Regions from separate parts of the Mus musculus genome. Here region 1 is linked to region 2. The links are chromatin loops, found by intact Hi-C in ENCODE. Cell type or tissue: left cerebral cortex. All regions are shown on one strand. Links, peaks and the distances in the headings refer to the core of each region. The heading gives the core; the rest is flanking DNA.

The links. A loop is a pair of places that touch in the nucleus more often than their neighbours do. Peaks named below come from ENCODE experiments on the same cell type or tissue, not always from the same donor. Only the 100,000 strongest peaks of a DNase experiment are listed, where the experiment ranks them.
Region 1: a loop joins it to region 2, with 7 times the contacts of the local background. A loop is called at or near these places in 16 of 42 quality-filtered maps.

What each region holds. Positions count from the first base shown.
Region 1 is chr11:44,326,795-44,335,123 of GRCm38, reverse strand. No RefSeq gene overlaps it. Among named protein-coding and RNA genes, the nearest start is that of Il12b, 69 kb to the left of the region's middle. In left cerebral cortex, for the core only: a CTCF peak has its summit at 3,458 (motif pointing right); DNase peaks (open chromatin) are centred at 3,484, 3,926 and 4,271.
Region 2 is chr11:43,832,938-43,841,266 of GRCm38, reverse strand. Adra1b (adrenergic receptor, alpha 1b) reads left to right here and starts at 4,778. Exons shown (of 2, transcript NM_007416.4): 1 at 4,778-6,127. The coding sequence starts at 5,179. In left cerebral cortex, for the core only: a CTCF peak has its summit at 4,710 (motif pointing left); DNase peaks (open chromatin) are centred at 5,627, 5,951, 6,505, 7,583 and 3 more places; H3K4me3 peaks cover 3,789 bases; H3K27ac peaks cover 1,313 bases.

The sequences.
Region 1 (8,329 bases), core at 68-8,067, 490 kb before region 2:
TTCAGATAGGTTATAAATAATGGTACTCAGAACAGGTTCTCCTCTTGGCTCCATCACAGATTTGTTGCTGATTGTGGACAAATCTCTAACCTCTGGTGCCATTGTGTACCCCACATGGATGATTCTTCTGAGTCCCTGGGTTGGTGGCATAAGAGCCCTTTGAAGTCAAGATCATATTTATGAGCCATCATTTTCAGTCTTATTAATAATAACAAGGACAGGCTGAGTGCCAGAGATGCTGGAGCAAGCTTGCATGGCTGAAGGATTGAGGCCACAGAGCAAAATGCAAAGCAATGAGGCTGAGAAATATTTAAGGAAGTGGGAAGGGGGAGATAGACAGGCAATCATAAAAGACGCAGGTTCCCACGTATGAGATCGGACAGTATGGAGGTTATTGGTTTTGGAGCTTGGGAAGGCTACCTAGGTAAATTTCTGTGTGGCCAGAATTTTTTAAAAAGCCTTGTGATAAACAAAAGAAAGGAAAGGAAATGGGGAAAATTAAGGGGAAACATAAGGAAAATGGGAAGGAAAAAATTATCCATGGATTCTGATGCTGTCACAAATCAATGATGCTGTTGTCCTCCAGGTGACCTTGGCTGGTCAGGGTTGTAGCTTCATAGACTGCTCTTGGAGGCTTCAATCTGCTTAGCAGCCCTGGGAGCATCAATTGTTGGGCTTTTTCCATTGGGCAATTCACTGCCCAGCCTGGCTCAGGCACTAGGATTGAAGCCCCTGGCCCTGGAGATGGAGCAGATTGATCCTGGGGATGGATGAGGAAGACTGTGTGTGTACTTACAGCCTCCAGGGCAGGAGTATAAGAATCGAGTAGCTCAGTGGGCATTAGGTTCAGAGCAGCAACGATCACAGCTGTTGCTATGTGGAGATGTCTCTCCTATCCCTGAAATCCAGCTTTATCGTGGAAGCTGGCTTGCAGTCCAGAATCCTTTTATTTACAAAAACCCTTAAACCAGCCAGCCAAACAATAACAGCAAAAATATTTTCTGGTCAAGCAAAGCACATGGTATGGCTACATTTGGGCTGTCTATCTGTGGGCTCCTCGGATGCTCCATTTTGGTGGTTCGCATGTTCTTCAACACCTGTGGGTGGTGAAGATCACTTCATCTAGTGGAAAAGGGTCTCTGAAAAATACCTAACCCCTCCTCTATACTCCAGAAGACTACCGGGATAAAACATACATCAGGAAAAGGTGGCTGTGGTAAGTGTGTGGGCATAGAGAGTTCAGGGTAAAAGGGAGTTGCTATTGGTTTCCTGTGGGCTGTTCAGAGCCCTCCCTCCTCCCTCCTCAAAGCCCAGAGTGGTTTGACAAGATTCCCATGGGTTTTCCTGGTCTCATTCCTAGGGGCTAAGGAGAAGCTGGGGGTTGGGTAGCTGCAGGATATGAAAAGGACTTCTTCCTTCATCCTCCACAATCCTTGCCTGTGTAACAATAGGTGCAGTCCTAGCCTACAGCAGGTGCACTGCTCAAAACCTTGTTAGGTATTGTCATTGCTTGCACAGCTGGAAACAGCTGGCCAGCTGAGACCATGGCAAAGAGGGGTCCAGCAAGAGGAGGGGACTGGTTGGAGCAGGGACTGCTGGCTCCAAACTGAGGCTGACTGGAGAATCACACAGTCTTACTACAAGACATTAAATAGACAGAGGGACACGGGGAGTCAGGGAAGTTCCCACTGCCTCAAATATGTCTCAGCATTCTTAAAGTAGTCTCACCAGACAATTACTTTTCTAGAAGTTTCTATGGCACTACTTCTTTTCCAAGACAGATTATGGAAGGTGTTTTAGATTCGTATGAAAAAGAGAAAGACACGGTTGTTAGTCTCTGAGTCCTAATCCCTGTGGGGTCTGCAGCCCCTAGGCTTGGAATTCTCTACATAATGGGAGGGGCAGCAGTGCAATATGCTAATTGGCCTGAGGTATTATTGCTGCCTCTGAACTCAGCAATCGCTGTGTTTTTGTTTAAGTGTGGTAACTGCTGTCTGTGTCACCTGGCACCCAGAGAGGTGCTGCTGTGAAATAAGAACAATAAAGAAGAACGACATGCGACATGCGTTTCACTCACCACATGGCTGTCCTGGAGAGACTTGGAACACTGGTCAAGCTCTTAGCATATGTCAATCACTGGTGTGTCTGTCAAGCCTGGCTGTGTATTGGAATCACCTAGGGATTCCTGAAAATCCCAGCACTGGGTTCTGCCTTACGTCAGCTGCATTGGAATCTAGTAGGGACATTGGGGGGGGGGGGAATCACTCTTCTGTGGGGATTAAATTTGGGGTCTTGAGCTTGCTAGGGAAGTGCTCTACCACTGAGCCACACTCTCCTCCCATTCTTCCCCATCTCCTCCTTTTCCCTTCTTCCTCTTTCTTCTCTTTTTCCTGATGTTTTCCTTTGCTCCCAACATCCTTCTCCTCTTCCTCTCCTTCATCCCCCTTCACTTCCTCCTCTTTTTCCACCGTTCTCCTCCCCTCCTCCTTTCTTTTTTCCCCCTCTCCTCTTTCATTCTCACCTCCTTTTCCTCTCCCCACTTCTTCCCTACTTCCTTCTCCTCCTTCTTTTCTTCCTCCATTCTTCTCTAACCATATCCTCCTTTTCTTTCTTTTGTCTTCCTTTGTATTTTGAGGCAGGTTTCACTCAGCAGTGAAGAATAACCTTGAACTTCGGAGTCTCCTTCACAACCACACCTTTCAGTACAGCCACGTTTATAGAGTCACAGTCCAGCCCAGTGAACTTGTTCTTGGGGGTTACCATGTGATGGAATCCCCTAGGCAGCTTGTTAAGTGCCTCAGAGTCCTGACTCAGTAAGGGAAAGGGCCAGTGGGCTATGTTTGTGAGCTCCCCCCCCCCCCGCCCCCCCACCCCCCAAGGGTGAATATCACTTACATCACAGCCGTGAACTTGAATGATTGTGTGCAAGTCAGGAATTGTGCTCATTTCACAGTCGGGAAGAAAGATATTAAGAACAGCTAAGCAGTTTGCCCAAGGTGATAAGGTAGGTCACTGTCAGAACCAGGAGTCAAAGCCAAGCCCCGCAGGGCTGGCCGTGAAAACAGAATGAAGACTTGTAAAAGTATATCTTTTGGAAATGGGAAATCTGGGTAAGAAAAAGAAGTCTAGCAAGTAGAACTGACACGCTTGATCTTGAGGCTCTAAGGGACAGAGCTGGGACTTGAGATCTGGACCATTCCCCTCAGACTGTCAGGGTAGGCATCAGCAAGCCAGTCACTAACCATCAGGGAATCCTTGATGCATCTGGACTCCTTGTTGCGTGGCATACAATAGGCTGTTAAGCAGTGATTTAAAAAAAAGAAAAGAGGAAAAAGAAAAAAGAAAAGAGAAAAAAGAAAAAAGAAAAAAGAAAAAAGAGAAAAGAGAGAGCAGACAGAAAGCTGCAGTGAGGGAGGGAAGTGGTCCCTATAGGTTCAGGTTCATTCGGTTCTCTATTTCTCATTTATAGGCTTGACCACTAGAGGGCGATGTCCGACAAGAGAAAGAAAGACACTGCTCCACCATTTCTAGGATTGGAGACGATAATTCTGTAGCTGGGCATTTAAAGCCAAAGCGAGGGGCGGGGTGGGGGGGGGAGGAAAGGGGGTGTTAATTCACCGAATGATTAAAGTGTTCTCTGCCCCTCCTGCTCACAGGCTGCTGGGAAACATCCTCAAGACACACTGACCCATGGACCCTTCTAGATGTAAAGTCCACTGGTCAAGGGAAGAGAAAAGGAAATCTAGGTTGGTCTGAAATTTGGATGTTTACAGATAGTAGGAGGTTTTCAAAAAAAAAAAGGACATTTTGTAGCTTCCCAGACATTCACAGCATCGATGGGAGTTAATGTTTCGAGAAATGGCAATATAATGAAGTTGCATGCTGAATTAATTTTCCATAAATAAAACAGGACATTTTCATGGCTTGCTTTTCCTGCCCCATCATGGGGGTGTGTTCTTTTAGCGACTGAGCAAGTGCCCCCTTTCTCCCACTCTACCTCTTCGGGTGAGGCTGGCCAGGGGTTTGAACCTGGACTGTTTGCTCTGGCTATGCAGCCCTGGGTGATTCACCTGATTAGGTGCTGACTAGGAAATAGAAGCGAGGGATGACATTGCACATTTGTCAGGAGCATCCTAGGGAGGATATGCCTGAGGGTCTTAGGTACCATTCGAAAAACCTTCAGTGTATATTGGCCATTTTCCATGCGTTAGCCCAGCTCATGGTCAAGACTGGATGGACCCTCCTTGAAACACCATCGAATCCTTCATCCTTCCCTTTGTCTCTCTTCTGTCCAGAGATGCTGGAGAGGAGCTGTGCAAAGCCTGTGAGGGTTGCATCTCCTTAGGGCCATCGCCAACCCCAAGAATTGTATTTTAGAAGCTCATTGAACTGGAGAGGAATGAGCTTCAAGTATCAGCCTCTGGAGACACAAAACTATTAGAGCTAATGGCGGTGCCAATTAGCATAACTACTGCACACACAGAGTGAGCTGGGCACGGTGCTGGAGGGCTTGTGTGCACTTTCTTACCACGAACCCTATGAGATGTTTTATGATGTCACTTTTTCACGTGGGGACAGTGAGGGGCAGAGAATGTCAACAACTATGCCTAGGACACACAGCTCTGGAGCGACAAACCTGAAGCCAAAGCCAGCTGTGACTCTGATGTTTGCTGTGGAGAAGGGGCCAGTAATCAAACATGCGACAAAATGATAACTTGCTCTTAAGGTGGCATTTGTGGGATAGCTTTGTATCCCTTCAGAAGACTACGAGGAGGAGGAAGCCATGTGTGACAGAGACTGGGGAACATCTGGAACCGTGGTGTCATGTGGGGAGATCTCTGGGGTCTGCTAAGGGTTCAGGAGGGAGAGATGAGGAAGGGGAAGGCCTGGAAGAAAACGCCTGCAGCAAAGGCAAGGGGAGAGATGTGGCCTCTGTTTCAGGGACATCAAAAGACAGAGGAGTTACCTGTCATGAACTGCACTTGGAGGAAGGGGAAACTGAAACATGGCAAGGCAGCAGCCTTGGCTAAGGGCAGTGGCTTAGAGGCAGGGTTAGGATAGGAAATGCCATCTACAGAACCCCAGAGCTTCTGCAGGGTGGCAGTCATCTCAGAGTCTCATGTCCATCACCAATAAAGAAAAATACTGCTAACCCCTGGGAGGATCTAGGCCAGCCAGCCACCCAGCCACAGCCAGGGCTCCGATGTCGGGGATGTGGGACTGTGGTAGCAGAACGAGTTCCCTTTCCTTTCCTCTCCTTTCTTTTTTCTTTCTCCCTTCTCCCTTCTTCTCTTCTCTTTTGAAGCAGTGCTACACTCTAGCCCACGCTAGCCAAGGCTGGCCTTAGATGTGCTGCAGTCATCTTGTTTCAGTCTTGTGAGTGTGGGCTCGATCTACCCACAATCTAATCCACAGACAGCTGGAATAATTCCCAAGGTTTAAGATGTTGACAAAAGACTGTGTCTGTGCACCACACCCAGATTTATTTCTCCTCCTCCTAGGGATCACATTACTCACCCCTTTTTTTAAAAAAATATTTCATAATCTCTCTCACCAAACTATAACAAAGTGTGAGATGAGTTTAGAATCCAGCAAGTAAGGGACCAGAGAGGATCCCGTCCCAGCCTGCTCTGCTTCGTGATTGGTTCTTCTTTCTTCCCCGATTCTGTAATTGTCATCCTGCCTTTCTCCCCAGCCCCTTAAGGCACCTGGTCATAGACAAGGTTTCAGAAGCCTGAAAGGCTTTCATGGGCTGGTGCCTGATAGAGCCAGCCAGGAGAACCTACCCCAGTCTGCCTGCTGCTTGGCACTCTTCTGCCATATGAGTCTCTAGGATTCTACTTCTCCCTACCTGCCCCACCACAGCAGTTGCTGATGGATAGTGAATGTTCCAAGCTCCACCACAGCTAAGCTCTAGGTATTTGGCTCTTGATCCCCAAGAGCATCCTTCTATAGTTTTTGAACCAAATGGAGTCATGGCTAGCTCTACTGAAGTAAAGTTGTCATGGCCTTGAAGAGATACTTGTAGAGTCTGGAGTGATATCCATTAACCTCAGACCAGGTGCTGAGGTTGGGTCTAGTGTAGAATAGAAGTCATTTGTAGATGAAGGTAAGGAATAAGAGGCATCCGAGAACATCCCCTGTTTATGGGTTTAAAATGTAATCACCAAGTTAATAATAAGAATATTGACTGGCCTGTTTTTCTCTGTGGAGGAGAGAAGAGAACCTGCACATCAATCAATCAATCAATCAATCAATCAATCAATGATCTACTTAGTCAGCATTTGCACATTGAGCATCTATTCTGGTGGAGAACACCAGAGACAGCATAAGATGAAATGAATAGAACCTTTGCCTTCATTGGGCCCTTCATTCTATTGTGGAAAGGAACTGGCCAATGAACAAACAGGTCTAACACAATTCCTAGATAATGAGGAAAGCAACCAGGCAACAGGCAGAAGGGCTGGCAGAAGGGATCTGTCTGCACACGGGCCATCTTTCTAGGTCTGGGTGGTACTAACATCAGGTGGCTTTTCTTAGAAGTAGATGGGTCTTCATTCACAGAATCAGGTTTGCTTCATACAGGAGAAATATTATCCAGATCAGTACCTCACAGGGGAAGGTCAGAGCCAGAGTGTCGAGAGTGAGGTTCTTCAAAGCTCCACACGAGGAACCTCTGTCCATCCTTCTGAAGTGAAGGTGGGCACATACATTCAAGAGGCATGATCATATTGATTATATGTTCTAGCACTGAGTCTGCCTGCAGAAAGCAAGGCTCACGCACCATCTCTTGTGGAGATGCACAGGCATTGTCTTGACTCTCGTAGGAATACCAGGACTTCTAGGACTCAGTTTCCCAGTGTGGCTATTCCTCACCATGGGATATATGTCATATGTGGTCCTGTGCTTGAACTAAATCTGTATTAGTAGTTCACTTATGTCTCATAGCTATCCCTTGCTTCAAAGACCACATCGTGGTTGATTGAATGCAGTTTTTTTAATCAGAGAATGCTTTTGCTTTGGAAACTGAGATTCCACTAAACAAGACTGACTTTTTGTATTCCTGTAAGATACTTGGTGACTTTAAGCAGTACTAAATGGGTTGGGGAATGTAGCCCAATTGGTAGAGCACTTGCCTAGAACTTATGAAGCCTTGGGTTCCATCCCCAGTGCTTCATAAAATCAGCGTGGTGGCACCTGCCTGTGATCTCAGCATGTTGGAGGCAGAAGAAGTTCAAAACCATCCTTGGCCAAGTAGAGAGTTGCAGATCTTCACAAGACAGTGTGTGGACATACTATCTTTAACATACAGGATTCAATCTGGTCTTGGAAACTGAGCTGGGTTGAGACTGGTTACCAATGGAATGGGAGAAACCAGATCAGCTTGAGATACAGAAGACCCTGTCTCAAAAAAAAAACAACAACAACAAAAAAAAACAAAAAAACAAAAAAACAAAACAAACAAACAAACAAAAAAAAACCAAAGCAAAACAGAACAAAACCAAAACCAAACAAAGCCCCAAAGCAACCATCAGCCCCACCAAAGCCCCCATTTTGGAAAGTTTAAGGATTTTTGCTTACCCATTATCCTTCCATCATATAGAGGGTTTTATTGAAAACCTTATAGCTAGGGGACAATGTTTAAGGCACATGTTTAGATGGGCCAGACATGGTTGCTATTCTCTACTGTCAGACACTCCTGAATCAACAGGTAGTTGAAATATGAGGCTATGAGAGGAAATGGCTGGAGATGGAGCTATTTTTTCTGCTGCAATGATAAAACGCTGTGTCTGAGGCAGCTTATAGAAGAATTTACACATTTTGGCCTACAGTTAGAGAGAAAAGAGTCTGTTATAGTGGGGAGGCAAGGCAGAAGACAGGCATGGACAGCAGAAGCTGGAAGCTGAGAGTTCATGTCTTCAAACATAAGCGCATAGCTGAGAGCAAACTGAAGTCCTGTGAGGCTTTAAATCTCAAAACTCATCTGCAGTGACATACTTCCTTCAGCAGGGATGTACACCATCTAGACCTTCCCCAATCGTGCCACCATCTGGGAACAAAATTCTCAACTATGTGAGTCTATGGAAGACATTCTCGTGGATGCTAAAAGACAAAGGTCAAGGATGGCTTCCTGGAGAAAATAGCTGCCTGGATGAAGAGTTTGGGGGGAATATTAAACCCTTAGGGAAGAGTTGAGGCAAACCTGGTTCTCAGAAGAAGGAAGTTTGTATACTAGAGCTCACATCCATGGGATGGAGCTGAGGTGTGCGTTATTAGTGTGCTCAATCTGTCACAAGAACCTACGTGTTTACTCATGACTCTGAAAGCT
Region 2 (8,329 bases), core at 181-8,180:
AGGTATTTTTTCCTTCATTCCTTATGCTCAGTGGATGGTGAGTGCTAAGTTATCAGTTGCTTTTATTATTATTATTTGATTTGACCTTTGATAACCCACAGCACTTAGTGTGGTATCTCTCATGAAGCCGATGTAGGCAAAATCTGGTTGGATTGTAACTAGAGAGAGCTAGACAGAGTAAACCAGAGAGATAAATAATTAAGAGAGAGAGGGGGGGAGAGAGAGAGAGAAAGAGAGAAAGAGAAAGAAAGAGAGAGAGAGAGAGAGAGAGAAAGAAAGAGAGAGAGAGAGAGAGAGAGAGAGAGAGAGAGAGAGAGAGAGAAAGAAAGAAAGAAAAGAAAAGAAAGCAAGCTTAATTCCAGGAGAGAAATAACTTTCCATAAATGCCCTAAGTAAATCACTGCCAGCCTCAGTTTCCCCTCTGTTCAGATTTAGTGGCAGCTTCTCCTAGAGGGCTCACATATATGGAAGTTTGCAACATCAGAGGTTTCTAATGTAATAAGATGGGTAATGAAAAGATTCTTCTTCTCCAAGCCTCGAGTGAGTCAGAGCTCTGTGCTTGGCTTTGCCCCAGGGAGTACCGAGAAAATGAAATATCGTCTGTATCCTCATGACACCTAAACAATTCTGTGGGTCAAAACTCAGCCAGAAAGGCAAACAGGCATCTCCAGCGAGGCTAGGGACAGAGGAGGGCCTGATTAGCGGGGGCCCTGCCTCCTGGCTGCTACTAAGGCTGCTACCTGTCTGCTTTGCGGTGGGACCTAGTTTGTTTTGCCTGTGTGAAGGATGCTGGCGAGTGACAGCATGTCAGAAATCTGCAAGGATGTTTGACTTCCTTCAGGGCCTCAATAAGCCCTTCTACATCCTGACACCTGAACGGAGACACAAGTTCTCAAACCACTCTCTTTGGTAATAAAGAATAAGGCAACCTTGAACCTCAGATTTGCTCTTTATGACCCATGCATGCATGCACTAGTGTGTGTGTGTGTGTGTGTGTGTGTGTGTGTGTGTGTGTGTGTGTGTGTGTGTTTATCTCTTCCATTTTGGCTCTATACACCAGGCTTTCATATTGCAGACTCTATGACTATGTAGACACAGCCTCGGATTCTGTGGTGTACTGTTGGCTATTAATTGATACCCAAGGAAGTAAGAAGTGGGCCACCAAACTCAAAACATGGACTGAGAACTTGTTCTTCCTTCTGCCTCTTGCCTCCTGTCCCCACATCCCTGAATTTGTACAAACCATCAGTTTTATCCCAGCTCATCAGTATTCTCCTCTTGCCACACATCACCCCAGAGAGGAAACAGCTCCAGGAAAGCTCCATCCTCCTAGCCCTCAAGTTGTGTAGGAAATGGAGATGCTCTCCTGCTGTCGCATCCCATCATGGAAGATGCAATAAAGAAAGAGCAGCAGAGTGGATTGAGGGGCTAGTCTATCCAGTCAACACACAAGGGTACCTCGAAGGGTCATCTGGACCAGCCTCTATCTCCATACACAATAGTGCAAGAGGCCTCTGAGATGAAGGACAGCCTCTCCTTCTCATTACGGTCTCTGGCAGATGGCTGCATGCAGGCACTGACCTGGTCCACACTCCACTGTGTAACTCAGCACTGGCCATGTTGGTGGCATTTTTCTACATCAGAAGAAGCCCCATTCTGTGTGCCAGAGAAGAGGAGTCAATGGCCTGACCACCTGTGGCAGCTGCCCAGTGCCCTTTGCCTCTGCACCATCTCCATGATCAATGAGCTAAGGTACCAGGAGCTCCAACAGGTTCACACTACCACAAACCTCAAAAATAGGCATCTCTTATGTTTAAATCTCTAAAGGCAGCTTAGGTAAGATAGTTGAAATGAGGGCAGGGACTGTTTTCAAGGCTATCTGAATCATTGTTTGTTTGTTTGTTTGTTTGTTATCTCAGAGAAACTCCTTAGAATTGTATATTTTGTGCAACTGGAGAGCTTGTGCATTTTTAATAGGAGATTAAGACCTTAAACGTATAGTGGGTGATACATGCTTGTAACAACAACACTAAGAGGCTGGGAAAAGAGGAAGATTATCATGATTTTGGGGCCAGCCTGGGCTAATAATAAGTTCTAGGCCAGCCTAGGCCACAAGTAAGACCATCTCTCAAACAAGCAATCAAAGGCTGGAGAGTTGTCTCAGCAGATAAGGGCATTTGTTGCTCTTGCAGAGGACTCGGGTCCAATTCCCACCACCCAAATGGTGGCTCACAACCATCCCAACTTCAGCTCCAGAGGACCCCATGCCCATCTGTCAACTTTCACAGGCAGCAAAGCAGGCAATGAATGTAATACTCACACGCAAAAAAAAAAAAAAAAAAAAAAAAAAAAAAAAAAAAGACAGTAAATTAAAAGAAACAAATAAACAAAAAACGTAATCTTCTCCAAAAAGTACAAGCAAAAAGACTTCAAAAGCCCAACTTTAGGCTGAAGAACTTGCACAGGAACCGCCTTGCATGGCCCCTGCTTCCTTGCCCCTTAATCAAAATACAGCGACTATCAAAAGCAGAAATTAGAAGCCTGGGCCATGGCTTGTGGACTGGAAGAAATGGGTATCAGGTGTCTCCTTGCAATTCAGCAGCCACTGCCCTGTCCCCTGCCTCATGTCACTAGCATATGACTAACTCTCTGATCTACTGTTTTCTCGTGTGTCCACAGAGAGCAGTGATGCCTCTCTCTCAAAGACTTGTTAAAGAAAAATAAAAGAAAATAAGTAAGCTGGGTGTGGTGTCTTATGCTTGTAATCCAAGCACTGGGGAGGTGGGGGCCAACGGATTTTGGGGTTTGGGACAATATTGGTCTGCATAGTGAGCTCAAGACCAGTGTGAGCTACACAGCAAGAAAAGGGAAGAGAAGAGAAGAGAAGAGAAGAGAAGAGAGGAGAGGAGAGGAGAGAGGAGAGGAGAGGAGAGGAGAGGAGAGGAGAGGAGGGGAGAGAAATAAGTAAATGTTTGATGAACAGTAGGAGCTCAGCAAATGTGGGTTCCTTCCCAGTAGCACTAACTTGAGCCCCAAAATGAGCCATTTAAAAAAAAAGCCCAAGTTATAACATTTACTCTATCCCCTATTTTGCTCCTATAGAAACGGTGACTCTTCTATGGCTCAGTACTCAGCACTAGAATAAGGAAACCCAGTAATGACATTCAACTCCAACTCACCCTTCCTCTCCTCAATAGGCATATGTACTTGAAAAAAACGGCTCAACTCCCTTATCACACGGGTCCCATCCTCAAAACAGAAATCAAAATGAGACTAGTTCTCTCATCAAGTCGGGAGAAAAGGCAGCATGAACGTAGCACATGGTCTAGCATCTAAGTATTGGGAGACAGAGAATCTTGAGTTCAAAACCAACCTGAAGACCTTCTTTCTTTTTTTTTTTTTTTTTTTTTTTTTTGAAGACCTTCTTTCTAAAAACAAACAAACAAACAAACAAACAAGAAAATTCTTCCCTGGTTTGACTTTTTTCTTCTTCCTTTTTGTAATTACCCACCTCTGGAAATAGGGTTTGTAGCCTAATAGCCTACATGTATACAAGGCAATACAAGAAAAGAGCCAACAGGCAAGACCCCCCCCCCCAAGTCCCTTCCCCAGGATTTGGCAATCAGTCCTCACTCTCTACTCCCAGAGATACAACTAGCTCCCTCTCACCCTTCCCTCCCTTCCTCCCTCCTTCCCTCCTTCCCTCCTTCCCTCCTTCCCTCCCTCCCTCCTCCCTCCTTCCCTCCCTCCCTCAACTATCTCTTTAGTGACAACCCCAAGCCCCTTCTTAAAATGTCAAGTTCAGCCTAGAGATGCTGCTCACTTGGTAGAGTATGTGCTTGCCTAGAATGCACGAAGCCCTGAATTCCATCCCCAGTATCAAATAAACCAACCACGGCGGTACATGCTTGTAATTCCAGCACTCAGGAGGTGGCCATAGGAAAATCAAGAGTTCAAAGGTATTCTTGTGTTATACAGTGAGCTGGAGGGCAACCTGAGCTACATCATACTCTGTCATTAAAAAAAAAAATCCAATTCATATTCTTCCATACCCTGGTTGCATTTCTCTGTCCTCAATTAATCTTCTCCTAAACTCCTGTCATTAGATGTCTCGCTTCAGATTTTGCTTGTTTGATAAGCTTCCACTTGCCGGTCAGGAATCTGGGTACCCTTCTAACTGTTGGAGAACAGTGCCTAGAATGGAGCCACTGCCTGGAGGTGGACATTAACAATCCACTGAAGGAATGTGTGCAGGGAATAACTGAACGAATGAATGAGCAACAGAAGTTTCTAGGTTTTATCAAGGCCAAAGAGGTTGCAAGGGGGAACTAAAGTATACGCCTGGTCTCAGATGTGACTCAAGTCTCTGTCACCTGCCTAACGCAGGGATTTTCTTCCTTTTGTAGAAGCCAGTTGTGTAGAAGTTGCACATCTCTCTGAACCCATGGCTTGACTCCAGGAGCCCCCATTAGAGGTAAGCATCCCCACCCTACCTTTTAACTGAAGCGTGAACAGGGGGAAAAAATAATCCCAGCGGGCCCCCTGGGGTGTATGAACCGGGATGCCCACACCCGGATCCCCTGCTCTGCTCCCCGCCCCATCCCCGCAGAGGGAGCGGTGCCGGGCGCGGCAGGTCTCCAAGCCGACTAGGCTGGCGCTGGCGTCGGGGCTGCGCTCCTTGGCTGGACCCGCATTGCCCCCTAGTGCCGCACAGAGTCAGGGCGCCCGGGCTTCCCCGCCTGATGTCACCGCCGTGCAGTCAGCCCAGAGGCGGCTCATTGAAAGCAGACCCTCCTCGCGATCGCTGGGCGGAGAAGGCACCGCGGTCCGTAGACCCGCCGCGGGCCGGGCACAGCCGGGCACCCCCGGCCCGGCGCCCGCTCCTCCCCGCGCTCCCGCGCCAGCCCGGCCAGGCGCGCCTGACGTGGACCATTAAACTTGGAGCTGCCGCCTCGTCCCCTCTCTCCTCCTCCTCCCTCTGACAGGCGAGCGAGCCGCTGGGTGCAGGCAGGCGACGTGCTGCCGGGCTAGGCTGCCCGGGGGAGATGACTTCTCGCCAGGAGGACGCCTCTGGAAAGAAGACCACGGAGGGAGCAAAGTTTCAGGGCAGCTGAGGAGCTTTGGTCGCAGCCCTTCCGAGCCCAATCTCCTCCCTGGCTATGGAGGGCGGACTTTAAAATGAATCCCGATCTGGACACCGGCCACAACACATCAGCACCTGCCCACTGGGGAGAGTTGAAAGATGCCAACTTCACTGGCCCCAACCAGACCTCGAGCAACTCCACACTGCCCCAGCTGGACGTCACCAGGGCCATCTCTGTGGGCCTGGTGCTGGGCGCCTTCATCCTCTTTGCCATCGTGGGCAACATCTTGGTCATCCTGTCGGTGGCCTGCAACCGGCACCTGCGGACGCCCACCAACTACTTCATTGTCAACCTGGCCATTGCTGACCTGCTGTTGAGCTTCACAGTCCTGCCCTTCTCCGCTACCCTGGAAGTGCTCGGCTACTGGGTGCTGGGGCGCATCTTCTGTGACATCTGGGCAGCGGTTGATGTCCTGTGTTGCACGGCCTCCATCCTGAGCCTATGTGCCATCTCCATTGACCGCTACATTGGGGTGCGATACTCTCTGCAGTACCCCACGCTGGTCACCCGCAGGAAGGCCATCTTGGCGCTCCTCAGTGTGTGGGTCTTGTCCACGGTCATCTCCATCGGGCCTCTCCTTGGATGGAAAGAACCTGCGCCCAATGACGACAAAGAATGTGGGGTCACAGAAGAACCCTTCTACGCCCTCTTTTCCTCCCTGGGCTCCTTCTACATCCCACTGGCGGTCATCCTGGTCATGTACTGCCGAGTCTACATCGTGGCCAAGAGGACCACCAAGAATCTGGAGGCGGGAGTCATGAAGGAAATGTCCAACTCCAAAGAGCTGACCCTGAGAATCCACTCTAAGAACTTTCATGAGGACACCCTCAGCAGTACCAAGGCCAAGGGCCACAACCCCAGGAGTTCCATAGCTGTCAAACTTTTTAAGTTCTCCAGGGAAAAGAAAGCAGCCAAAACCTTGGGCATTGTAGTCGGAATGTTCATCTTATGTTGGCTCCCCTTCTTCATCGCTCTCCCACTTGGTAAGTTGGGGGCTGGCAGAGGGGAGGTAGACCTACATTGGTTTTCCTGATGATCTCACACCAAAGTTTTTGTGTGGGTTTGGTTATTTTTATGCCATCAGTGTGTGTTTGGAGACTGGATAATACTATTTGTTCTGCAAGGGCTTTGCAGATTGGGGAACTGGCTAAGAACCAACTCAGGTGTTGGTGAAAAAAAAGCTAAGATACTAGGCACTTGAAATAGAAGCACGGAAGGAGAATCTGGGATGTGGAATGACTCAGTCACTGGCCTCAGTTTAATAATTAAAAAGGACACTGGGCTCCAACATCTCGCCAGTGTTATTTCGGTAGTAACGATGTATCTGAGAAGGCAGCGTCACTAACACAGAATACCAAATAGTTTGTAGTTACTGCAGACGCGGCATTGGGGAAGCAGAGAGGCGGCTCCTACAGAGAAAGGCAGTGTTCATTCAATATTTGCAGGGACCACGTTTCTCAGCCTTGCAGAGGCTGCGGTCTTCCTCTCCTCCCTCCCTGCTGGCTCTCCCCTTTCTGCACTGTCGTTCTTACCAGATAATAGGAGCATCCTACAGCCACACAGCTTCCATGGGCCTTTAAGTTTCTGAAGCTTGGGATTTCAAAGCGAAATATTTTCCGTTTTCACCCCCAAAATGCTCCCAACTCTGGCAATTTATGAAATGTTCAGAATTTAATTATAGCTGACCCTCACCTTCAGCGATAAGACGCCAAACCCAGGCAAGATGGAATTCAGTGCTACCAGCTTCCCACCCCCTACAAAAATGTGCCCATCTTATTTAGCTTGGTGGTCCTGATAAGTTCAAAAGGCTGCCTGATTCCTGCTGGGGGGGGGGGGGAGACAAGGTCTGGCTAAATGGTAAACAGAGAAGAAGGTTCTGTGACATGCTGTTCACGTGGCTTGGGAAATCCTTGTCCCTTCTCTGGTGCATTGATCTGCTTTGATATCTTTTCCTATCTCTGATGGGAACTGGAGGGAAATGAATGGAAGGATGTACTCAAGGCATGCTATCAGAAGAGGGGACACTACTAAATACCACAGACCTCATACCTGCAGGGTCTCAGGGGTGGCCAAACCCCTCCAGCAGCTATGACTCCAAAGTCACACTGCTTCTGAGAGAAAAAGATGAATGGGAAGGAAGTGAATGTTTACCAAGAGTTTCCTTTTTTTTTTTTTTTTTTTAAGGAAAAAAATCTATCCAACATACTGTCTGTGTGATCTTTCCTAAGGAAGTCTGGCAGGCTACTGCCATTCAGAAATATTCCTTCCAATGGTGTTAAGTAGAAAGAGCTTAAAATTCTGCCCCAGCAGTGATTGCATCCCACTGCAGAGGAAAATGATTCGCCTTCTCAAGGTCTTGGGACCTTTGGCAGTCTTGTTCTGTTAACCACGGGTGACAGCTTGCACTCTTCCAGACCATCACAAAGATCATAGGTCTGTGGAGGTGTGATTTGGTCTCTTATCAGCCATACGACCTTGGGGTAAGCACTGCTGCTTTGTGAGCCTCGGTTTCTTCATCTACAAAAGGGACTAATTAGTATTCACTCCAAGGAGTTGTGGTGATGGAAGGAGAAGACAGTGTAGAGTGTGGACCGGCAAGTAGCTAATCAAAATTAGGTGTGAGTACTCTAAGCCAAGCCCCACTTGTTTGGAGGTAGCTGTAAGTTTCCTCGGTTTACTCTTGCCAATCCAGCACCTGTTAACTGAATCCTGGATCTACCCGCCAACATACAGAGGCTATGGCCAAAACATGCTTAAGAAGAAAAATAGCTCAATCCCCACTCAGAAATCATCGCAGGCACAATCCTTGGCTCTGAGATTCAAGGGAACAGGAAAGCTCCCAACAACTTGGAAAGAAGAGACTCAGGTGGTACAAGTTACCAAGTTCTACTTTGATCTTGGCCATAAATTAGCTTTGTGACCCTGGGCTCATTGCTGTGCCTCTCTGGGCTTCAGGATGCATGTATAGATGACAAGATGGTTAAGTGTGATGAAGGGGAAATGTACTGAATACAATGAGCACCTGAGAAACTCCATAGTAACACAAACCCCTGGGTCCAACTTACAGAAGCTCTGATTCAGTAAATCGGATGAATCCAGAGTCTACATGTTTAATCAAACCCTAGGAGACTCTGAAGGGGTGGATCACAACTGATTGATCAAAGCATTTCTCTAGCCCCCTTTAG